2 separate regions of the Homo sapiens genome follow, and region 2 is linked to region 1. The links are chromatin loops, found by intact Hi-C in ENCODE. Cell type or tissue: MCF 10A. All regions are shown on one strand. Each heading gives the region's core, and the rest is flanking DNA. Links, peaks and the distances in the headings are about the cores only.

What was found. A loop is a pair of places that touch in the nucleus more often than their neighbours do. Peaks named below come from ENCODE experiments on the same cell type or tissue, not always from the same donor. Only the 100,000 strongest peaks of a DNase experiment are listed, where the experiment ranks them.
Region 2: it touches region 1 in a loop (9-fold over the local background); 3 of 110 quality-filtered maps call a loop at or near these places.

Annotation. Positions count from the first base shown.
Region 1 is chr18:72,541,571-72,546,949 of GRCh38, reverse strand. CBLN2 (cerebellin 2 precursor) reads left to right here and starts at 2,608. Exons shown (of 5, transcript NM_182511.4): 1 at 2,608-2,973; 2 at 3,420-3,464; 3 at 4,624-5,146. The coding sequence starts at 4,790. In MCF 10A, for the core only: a CTCF peak has its summit at 2,467 (motif pointing right); a DNase peak (open chromatin) is centred at 2,509.
Region 2 is chr18:72,669,480-72,674,858 of GRCh38, reverse strand. No RefSeq gene overlaps it. Among named protein-coding and RNA genes, the nearest start is that of CBLN2, 130 kb to the right of the region's middle. RefSeq lists an enhancer at 120-259. In MCF 10A, for the core only: a CTCF peak has its summit at 2,268 (motif pointing right); a DNase peak (open chromatin) is centred at 2,288.

The sequences.
Region 1 (5,379 bases), core at 191-5,190:
AACAGCAAATCTATAATGCACGCTGAAGATGCATTTCAGAGATAGGTTATACCCAAAGAACTCAAATTTAAGTTCCATGAGAGACAGATATTTAGAAAAAATGAGAGGAAGGGTACTTGAATTATCCCAGCGTCTTCCCTTCCCACATTTTTCCCTAATATTAGAATATGTTCCTCTTCAGCTCTGTGTGAACACCTGTCTTTACCACAGGGTTGCTGTGGGTGTTAAATCGTGTTATATCCCAGACAAAAGACATGGTGCAATATCTCACACACCACAGGTGTTCCATAAATGGCTGTCATTGTTATTGTCTGTGGGAATGTCCACTATTAATGTTCTAGTAGTAATAGCAACAATTATTAACATGGAAAAGGGAGAGAAAAAGGAATCCCTGAGATAACTAGAAAAACTTTTGCTTTTAAATCTTAGACATTTTCTTAAAAAATTTCTAAGCATATTTACAAGCTAAAATTCCAACACTTGACTTAAATATCTTTTTTTTTTTTTTGAGAGAGAGCGTCTCGCTCTGTCACCCAGGCCGGAGGACTGCAGTGGCCCGATCTTGGCTCACTGCAAGCTCCGCCTCCCAGGTTCACACCATTCTCCTGCCTCAGCCTCCCGAGTAGCTGGGACTACAGGCGTCCGCCACCACGCCCGGCTAATTTTTTGTATTTTTAGTAGAGACAAGGTTTCACCGTGTTAGCCAGGATGGTCTCAATCTCCTGACCTCGTGATCCGCCCGCCTCGGCCTCCCAAAGTGCTGGGATTACAGGCGTGAACCACCGCGCCCGGCCGACTTTAATATCTTCTTATGTGAAACAACTAATTAATCAATGAATAAATAATCTGCTTCTCTGTCAATTTGCTATCTTTTATGGTTTCTTCTAAAATAATCTCTAGTCTAAATTAAACCTAACCTGTTTATTATATAAGAATGCTTATAGCTTTTTTCAATAACTTAGTCCAATAAGTCACATAGATTAAAGGTGTCTCTACATATATATAATCTAAACATTTATGTTGCCACATAGAAAGTGGTTTTCTTTTTTCCCCCAGTGTTGATGACGATAGTTCATGTGTGCTTGCATTTATATTAGTCAAAAGGAATGCTTACAGTATTGAGGAAAGATGCTGAGTAGAGTTGCTATTTAAGGACTTACAGATGTGTGAGAGGTATTGCTATAAATTAGCATCCCCAGATTGGTCTAATTATGTCTGTGTCTCACATGTCTTTCAAATATCTAGTGTTCTTTGCTATCTATGCTTACACTTAAATCAGTTCTCTCTATGGTGGAATGATGGATGGGGGCTTATTTTGACAGTAAGACACTATCACATGGATGAAATAGTGGAATAAAATAACTATTTGAAAGTAAGAGTGCATTTCCACTCTGTTAAACTCACAAAAATGGTAACAAAACATGGCAAACTGTGGTGGATTTGAAAAAGCATCCTGGCAAATGCCAGTACCTATCTCCAGCATGGTACAAAAGTGTTGAAGTATGACATTTACTTTACAGTGAGTATAGCTTAGGAGGATGAGAGATTTTGGAAGTATTGTATATTTTCTACTATTTTGCATGCTAGGTTAACCAGGAAGCATTTGGCTCAGAGGTACTTTTAATCACATCCTTACACCCATACTAAATATTTTGTCTCACGCAGCAGTGTGCAATGACTTTCTGCATATCCATTCCAGTTGAACTGATCGTGAATTTCATCTCCAGTGCTTAGAGATGATGCCTTGGCAGTTCTGTTCTAAATGGGGAGAATAGCGGTGAGAGGGCCTATGGGAAAATAAGGCCTTCAAAACCCCCTACCTGAAAAGACCTCCGTTTGTTAAGGTGGAATCAGACACTGCTGAAATCTTCAAAGGGGAGAGGGTTCGGTGTGAAGTCTGGAGGAATAAGAAATACAGATGCTCTAATGAACAGCACTGGCTAACTTTATTATTATTATTATTATTATTATTATTAGCCTATCAGAAAAGACGTATAATGCATGTCAAAGGACAAAGTATTTTTTAACCATGTTTTAAAAAAAAATCAGGCTATAGAGTGTAGATTTAAATATTGATTGTTTTTTAGACCAGCATAAACTATACGGCCCAGTTGTCTGTGCAAACGTTGTGCCGACGATAATAACCGATGATAACCTCACCGCAGCATTTATCATCTTGGCAGAGTTGTTTGTTAGATCAGTGAAGATCCGGAAAATCAGGCGGCGTGCTGCTTGGTTTTGCCAGGAGTAAAAGTACTGAAGGATACCGGGAAGACTGGTCATTATTGTTCTTCTTGTGGTTGCTATCATTATTATTATTATTATATTATTATTATTGCAGAGGTCAGCGCTGCTTTTGGGGTGAAAGAAGACCATCAGCAAACCTCAGCCTTGCGGCCAGGACTCCCCCGTCTTCTGTCGGAGTCCGCCGGTCCGCAGCCTGCGGCAGGGAGGCCCGGGCACCCGCAGGTGGCGCCCCACGTCCGTGTTTGCGCCCTCAGCCGAGCTCCAGGCGCAGCTGGGAAACCCAGCGCGTCTCCCCGGGTCCTTTGAGCGAGCGCGGACACCGCAATTTAATAAATAAGCGCAAGCGCCAGCCGCTCCACCAGTCCGAGGTCCAGAGGAGCAGACACACAGACCCGGGCCGGAGGCCCCTCTTCTAGCCCTGCGGGAACCGGACAGTTCCCCAACTGGGACTCTGGAACCACAGCTCCTAAATCATCAAATTCTCAAGCTTTTTTTTTCCCTCTCTTCGTCCCAGCCATCCCAGTCTTCTTCTTCTTTTTTTTTTTTTTAACTTATTGTTTTTTTCGCTCCTGTCATTATGAAAGTGGTCACGCCATTCAATATTAAGACTTGGAGGGAATTGGGGAAAGAAAAGAAAGAATCTAAAAGAAGAGAAGCGACCGGTGCTTTTAAGGGTGTCTAATTTTCAAAAGAGACGTCTGGGAGTATTTTGCTCTGGGCGTTTGGGTGAGCAGGACCGGGGCGTTGGAGGGTGCGGCGGGCTTGGGAGCAGGGAAGGTTCCGAGTCCTAGGGAGGCGGCAGCGCTCGGCTATGCCCTCTGGAGACTGGCGGGGCTGCGGGGCCGAGGGGACCCGCGAGGGAGCCGCGCTGCGGACGCGCTGAGCGCGGGAGCTCGAGGGGCCCCAGGCAGCGGTGCGGGCGCGAAGCCCAGGGGTTGGAGGCACCTGGGCGCACAGCGCGGGGCGCTGAGCCGGGCGAGACGCGGGGTTCCCGGTCCCGGGCGCGGCGCCTAAGCGGGCGCGCGGGGCGTGGTGCACCCCTGAAGCGGCGCAGGCTGGCGCGGGAAAGCGGCAGGGCGGGGCGGCGCGGTTATTGGCCACGCGCTGGGAGCAGGGTCGCGCTCCGTGTCCTCCTCCCGACAGCTCCCACTCGCCTCATTTTCTCTAAGCAGAGCAACTTCGCGGACAGCGGAGCTCGCCCAGCATGGATGTTCCAGGTAACCACCCCCGACCTGCCCTCCCCTCCGCATGCAAGCGCCTTCTGCGTGGATTTTAACGAAGACTCTCCCTGGTCCAGATCGAGGGGTGGAGGAGGTGGAGAGAGAGAAGGGAAATCATGTAGGATCGGGGCTGCGGACAGCGGATATTTATCAAGAGCCAACTTCTCTGTTCTTAGAAAGAATACTGGAAGAGTTAATGGGAGGCTGTGGGCGGCGAGGGGGCGGCTTCTCTGCGTGTCTCTGGGCTGGTATTGAAATGGCCTGTCTGCTTTCCTGGGAGGAGCGGGGACGGGGCAAAAGTGCAGACGGGCGCGTAAGTTCGCAGAAACCTGCAGGGGCTGCCGCCCCGCTGAGAAAGAGAGAATCCCCGTGGTCTGGAAACCAGAGCTGGAGAATAACCCAAGCCTGGGATTCCGTCGTTGGAATCGGTCCTTCGCCTAAGAGAGGAATCCCAGGGGTTTCACCCAAGGGGGCTCGCTAGTGGCTGCAGGGACCTTGGAAGTAGGTGTTTGGCTTTACTGCCCGTGTGTGTGTGTGTGTGTGTGTGTGTGTGTGTGTGTGTGTGTGTGTGTGGTGTCATTTCCCCCCTAGTAATCTTATTCGCCCCAAGGAGATTCCTGGGATTTGTTCTGTGGGTGGAAAACAGATAAAATCTGTACCAAAGGGACTTAAATGGACTTTAAAAACATCTCGAGGATTGAAAAATAGAGGATAGCAGGGAAACAAGGGATAGGAAAAGGGTTCCTTGGTGCTGCTCCAAGGAAATGCTGTGAGATGAAGGCGAGAAGGCAAGCATTCGTAGGTTTTTCTTTGCCTGCGTCTTAGCCCCCTCCGCGCTGGTGAATGGGCGGGGTGGCGGTGACGCCTTCTGAGGGTCTCGGGGCCCGTCTTAGCGACGAGGACCTGCAGAAGCGCGGCCCCCTCCCTCGTCGCAGCCCCGCGCGCTGCTCGGGAGCCTTCAGGGATGCGCTGCCAGCTGCGCCCGGGCGTTTCTCCGGACCTGTTGTGCCAGATCGGAAAGCGGGTTGGCTGTGCGCGGGACCAAGGGGGTGGCCTTCGGGGAGAACCCCCGAGCCGCAGGCACCTGCTCCCAGTCCCCCTTCTTCCCGGTGGCTCCACCTCCCGGTGTAAGGCTTTGGGTTCTGTGCCCTGACAGGTTCACAGGCGCCTTTCTTCTGAGAACGACCCTGGCCTTGAACGTCAGAGCCGGGGACGAAGGCCCCCGGAGGCTGCTGCGAGCTCCGCGCGTTCCTTCGCGCCCTTCCGCGCCGCTCGCGCCGGCGCCGGCCTCCACCCCCGCGCGCCGCCTCCCACCAGTCCCGATGCAGGCGCCCGGCCGGGGGCCACTCGGGCTGCGGCTGATGATGCCCGGGCGCCGGGGGGCGCTGCGCGAGCCGGGCGGCTGCGGATCCTGCCTGGGGGTGGCGCTGGCCCTGCTGTTGCTGCTACTGCCCGCCTGCTGCCCCGTGCGGGCGCAGAACGACACGGAGCCCATCGTGCTGGAGGGCAAGTGCCTGGTGGTGTGCGACTCCAGCCCGTCGGCGGACGGCGCCGTCACCTCCTCCCTAGGCATCTCCGTGCGCTCCGGCAGCGCCAAGGTGGCCTTCTCCGCCACGCGGAGCACCAACCACGAGCCGTCCGAGATGAGCAACCGCACCATGACCATCTATTTCGACCAGGTCAGCCGTCGGCCTGCCCACCCCGCCCCCAGCCCGGGGAGAGGGGCGGGGACCTGCGCGCGCGGGCTGGGGTTCAGGCTTCTTGGACGTGGAGTTCCCAGGCTCTGTCCTCCCCCTCTGCCCTGCTAGTCTCTTTCCTCCCGTTTCATAGAACGCACTCCTACTCTTTCCCTTTTCCACATTTTGGCTTTTTAAAAACTTTTAAATGATCAGCTAACTTGGCACTTGGATGA
Region 2 (5,379 bases), core at 75-5,074, 130 kb before region 1:
TGGAGGCTCCCCGCCAAGGCACGCCTGTTGCTGAGGTGCACTCTTGTAGCAGATGTGAGCAACACACGTCCCATCTGCCACACAGTCTGCAATGCAGCCAGAGAGAGGATCTGCCTCCATTTCTACTGATTAGCAAACAGGAGAAGCCAGGAAAGAAGCTTCTGCTATTTCAGCTCCTCTCCAGAGTCAGAGGTTTTCTTCCACAAGACTCATCATGTTGGTATTCTTAAAGATTATCAGTGACCAGATCAGGCAGTCGGACAGAAATAGTCTCTACAACTTTTGTGAAATTCATTTTGGAAAGCATAAAGGCATCTCAAATAACTGGTAGTTTTACTCCAAAAATGGACCAGGAGAAATATGTATTACCACTGATCCAGAAAAAAATACTCAGTATGGATGAAGATTCTGTAAATAGAGGAAAGTATGTTTTCTCTGTCAAAGACCTCAAAACCAGACATGAAATTGCAAGTGTCTATTTTCAATAGAATTTATATATATATATATATATACACACACACACACACAATGGAATATTATTTAGTCTTAAAAATAAGAAATTTTTGCCATTTGCAACAATGCGGTTGAAGTTGGAAGGCATTGTGCTAAGTGAATTAAGCCAGATGCAGAAAGCCAAATACTGCATGGTCTCATTTGCATGTGGAATCTAAAATAGTCAAACTCATAGAAATAGAGGGTAAAAGAGTGGTTACCGGGACCTGGGGTGGGGTGGGAGAAAATGAAACGGGGAGATATTGTTTGAAGGATACAAACTTTAGTAATGTAGGATAAGTAAGTCCTGCAGATCTAATGTACAGCATTGTGACTAAAGTTAACACTACTGTCTAGAATTCTTGAAATTTGTCAGGAAGGTGACACACACACACGGATAACTATGTGAGGTCATGGATCTACTGATTAGCTTGGTGATTGTTTCACAATGCATTCCATCTCCTCAAGTTGTACACCTTAAATAAAAATTTTATTTGCCAATTATACCTCGATAAAGCCGAAAAATAGAAAAAGAGCCTTAAATAATTAAAAACAAAACACACAGGTGAGATTCGGGGGCATTAGTGGAGAATTAAGGGTCTCTGTCGATGTTGTAATAAAGCATCCAGGTAGGGAGAAGTGCATAGAGAGTGATTTTGAGGGAGCTGGAGGGACCCTCAGAGCCGTGTTGCAGGGCTAATTGGATGAGCACATTCGCAGATGGGAGGAAGGAAGCAGAGTCCAGACAACCACGGTGACAATGGTACAGCTCCACGAGGGAGAAACCTGGATCCCTGCTACTCTGTTCAGGGAGTCACTGAAAATCACTAAGGTTTGAACATGTAAGAAAGGTCACTTACTTCTGTATCTTAAACTGCAGTGGGCGTTTGACTGTGTAATCCTGTATGTACACACATATATAGCTGACATGACAATTTATTCAAATAGTATTGAGAAATCCATATAAATTGCCTTAGAAAAAATTTCTTACGATGCTTTTACAGCTCTATTTTGATGGTGTTGTTTTAGTTTTGACCTTGTATTACTCAGAGAAACTTCTAAAGAGATGTGACACTAATTATAAAAATTCACAATTGCCTAAATGTGTCGTATCACTGCCTCTTTGTCTCCCTGCAAACATGTTGTGTATTGTGTGCCCCTGAACATCGCTGGTGTAACTCTGCACACCGAACCTTCCAGAAGCTCTCTTTCCCGGCTGTGTTCTTTCCAGGTAACAACCATGACATTCTCAATATTGTCAATCACCATGCATCACTGGCAAACTGAGAAGAATTAGGCCGCATGGGGCCTCGGGTTTGGTTAAAACTTGCCCTCGTGCCCTTCATAATGTAGCATGTGAAGTGTGTATTTTTTATGTCCTTTCTCTCTGCAAGTGCTTAGGGGGACTTACGCAATCTTCTGCTTGACTGGGTAGGAACCAGCAAAGCAGAATTCCTTGTCTCACCATGTCAGGCTCTTCGGTTCAAAATTTCGAGATGGTCACTGACATATTCCCGCTTTTGCTTTAAGATTGGCCCAAGGTAAAAAAGATTTAGCCGTCTTCTTCAACTAAAAACATGTATCTATCAAATTTATTGGAGATTCAGGCAATTATCATTTTTATTAAAATTTGTATAAATAAAAATTGCTTATGACATTCTCAAATAAATTTCAGTTATGGAAACAAAATTATATTCTTGATTCTTTCTTCAAAATGACTTCCTGAAAGCCTAGAAACTTACTAAAATCCTTTGAAAGCTGTGTGCTGGTAATGTCTTCAAGATGCCACCAGAGGGGGCCAATGAATTTCACATGGACCATTACTTCTCAGAAAAGGTTGAGGAAAGTTTATAAACACGGAGGTTATAAAATCTGATTGCTGGATCTCATCCAGTGAACTCACATTTTAAAATGGTGTGTTGATTTTTATTAAAATGTGATTAAAGCCTTAAAATAAAATTATTTTTGCCAAAGCCTGCCCCTTCTCTTTCTCTGCTTCCAGAAGCAAGAGGGTAGAGTAAGGATGGGACAGGTTGAAGGGAAATCACCCAGATATCTGCACATGCAAAGAAGTGCTTTCAATTTCCACAGTCCACTCACAGTCGCCTCCAGATATTGATCAGAGATAAAATAAAATGCAACATTAATTTCAAAACACATCTTAACATCCTGTTTTCAAATCAGATTAAAAATTTATGCTTAGCTTCTAGTTTGTTGATGCATTAACTTCTTGTTATTAGGAAAAATTCTATTAGCAGTTGACTTGTCTTTTTGAGTGTAGGTGATTGAAAGGAGAGCATTGAGGAGAGATTCTGAACTAGTTGTTTTATGTTCCTCTTTATGCGATCCTACATTTATGGCTGTGCAGATGAGGGACACCCAGGAATGTCTATTTGTGTATGTATGAGAGGGGACGTCTACTTCCCTAGCTTTGGGGCCTCTGTTCCTGTGTGCATTTATATAGTAGGCATGGTCTTCGGAATGTGAGTTTAGTTTCGGCTTCTCGGAAGAGTTTAAGGCAATAATTATTTAAGAAGTTAATTGGAGTTAATGGAGTTGTTCTCATAATGGATTATCATTTCAGCTAGATTGCTTCTTTTGTTTATTTATTTTGTCTCTTAGACATGGTGGTATCAACCCATAGCCTAGTGCTGCTCCTGACTTACTGAATACTCTCCAATTTCTGCTTCTTATGGCTAACTTGTACATTTACCAAGACTTGGTGTTGTTTCTTCAAAATACCATTTGTAATGGCTGAGCTTATTATTTAAATTATATAATATAATCAAATATCATCTAAACAGATCAACTGTGAAGGCAAATCTAGAGGTTGTTGTTTTTATTCCTGTAAAGACTTTGTGGAATGGATGTGAAAAACTGGATTCGTGTGGGGAAAAAATCACTGTTTACATATAAGTAGAAATTTAAAAGATCTTAAAAAAATGTAAAAATGTAAAATTCTGAATCTGAAATCAGATTGCTTCATAAGTCTTCAGATTCCTGCTCCCACTAAATTAAATGAAGCCAGAAATCATAAAAGATGACGTAGGGCTGTAATTTACTCATGATAGATGAGATCAAACTTCAAGATCTCAATTCAAACTAGGAGAAGAATTCTGGCTCCATATCAACAGATTAGCAAATGAATATCAACACGTGCTTCATTGTTACATCTGATGTTTAACATGTAAGTATCACTCTTTTTATTTCTCAATATAAAGTGCAGTTTTGATTAACTGATCAATTATCAGACCCTTTTGGACTAGAAGATCTAAAACCATTGTCAATTTTATTTACTTCAAATTCCCTGAGAAGTGAATGCCAATAATTAGGACAGACAAATGTCTCAAATAAGCAAGCATTTGTTTGAGAAAACTGAAAAATAGGTACTGACTCATGTTAAAAAAAATCTACTAACAATTCTATTGGAATAGACAATCAGTAAGTTGGTCTAAAATAAATGTGGTGTACTTGTTGTTGAGGGAAACACTGACCATCATGTTATCCAAAAGTGACATAACTGAACAATTCATTCCATTAATTACGGTTTTTTTGAACATGTCAAAATATCAACACAAGTATAAAGATGCTTATTCTTATAGAAACCAGTGTAAAGTCCTCCCCAGCCAGCCATTTGGGTCTGTGTATTACACCAGTTATGTCCCACTGCCTTTCCCTGGCCAGTCCCAGACCTGCCCCTCTTCCTGTCATCCTTTAATTTTGCTCAGATAGCAAGTCTTCAGGGCACTCACCCCTAAGTCACACCAGTTCTGGTTGCATTGACTTTATTTAGCCTCTTTGGGCAGTCTCATCATTACCTGTAAGTTTACACTTTATTTCCCCAAATTATTATATATGTTTCCATAATGACATTTTTTCCTAGGTGTGTGAATCCTTATTTTGAACCTTTAAAACAAAGGTATATTTTTAATGTTAGGTTTAATTTACAAAACATAATTATATACATTTATGGGGTACAACACTGTTTTGGTCTAGGTATACAAGGGAATGATTAAATCAAGCTAATTAATATGGTCATCACCTTGCTTACCTGTCATTTTTTGTAGAGAGACATTTGAAATTCACCCTTAGTTATATTTAAGTATGCAACACATTTTTATTGACTATATAGTCACTCTGCTGCGGACTAGATTCCAAAAGTTATTCTTCCTGTCATTCTGAAATGTTTTATCCTTTGACCAGCTCCTCATTCCTACCCTTCCCACCCCACCCTCTAGCCCTGAGTAAGCACCATTCTACTCTCTGCTTCTAAGAGTTGGAGCTTGTTAGATTCCATTCTCCATACAAGTGAGATCGTATGGTATTTCTCTTTCCATGCCTGGCTTATTTCACTTAACATAATAGGACAGAGGTATTGTAAAAAGAATTCTTCCTTCAGAGTAACTTAAAAATGGGGGAAAATCTACATTTACTTTATTTACTGAATCAATTCAGAGTAAACAAAAAATCTTATTTTGGCAGTTAGGACTCACCCAGTGCAACAGAATCATGCAAATGACATATGAGCAGAGAAACCAGTATTGACGGTGTGTGCCCCCTTGGATAAATTGAGAAGGAGAAGGCAGGTAGGCAGGAAGGGACAAGACTTAGAGGATCTAGACTTCATTTCTTACCACGTTGAACTCTGGCTACGCTTACACGTATGCCTTGATTTCATGGTTTCTCAAAGTTAGGCAAATCACTGTAGTGTCTACCTCACAGCCTTAGGGTGGATTGACTGGGATATTACCCAGCAAATCATTTGGATGGTGCTTGGCACCAAGTAATCACTTGCCAAATTTGATTGGTAATTATTAATTGTACATGTTAACAAGTGTTTGCTTATCTGTACATATACCTTGTGTTCATAGATGGACATATATAATT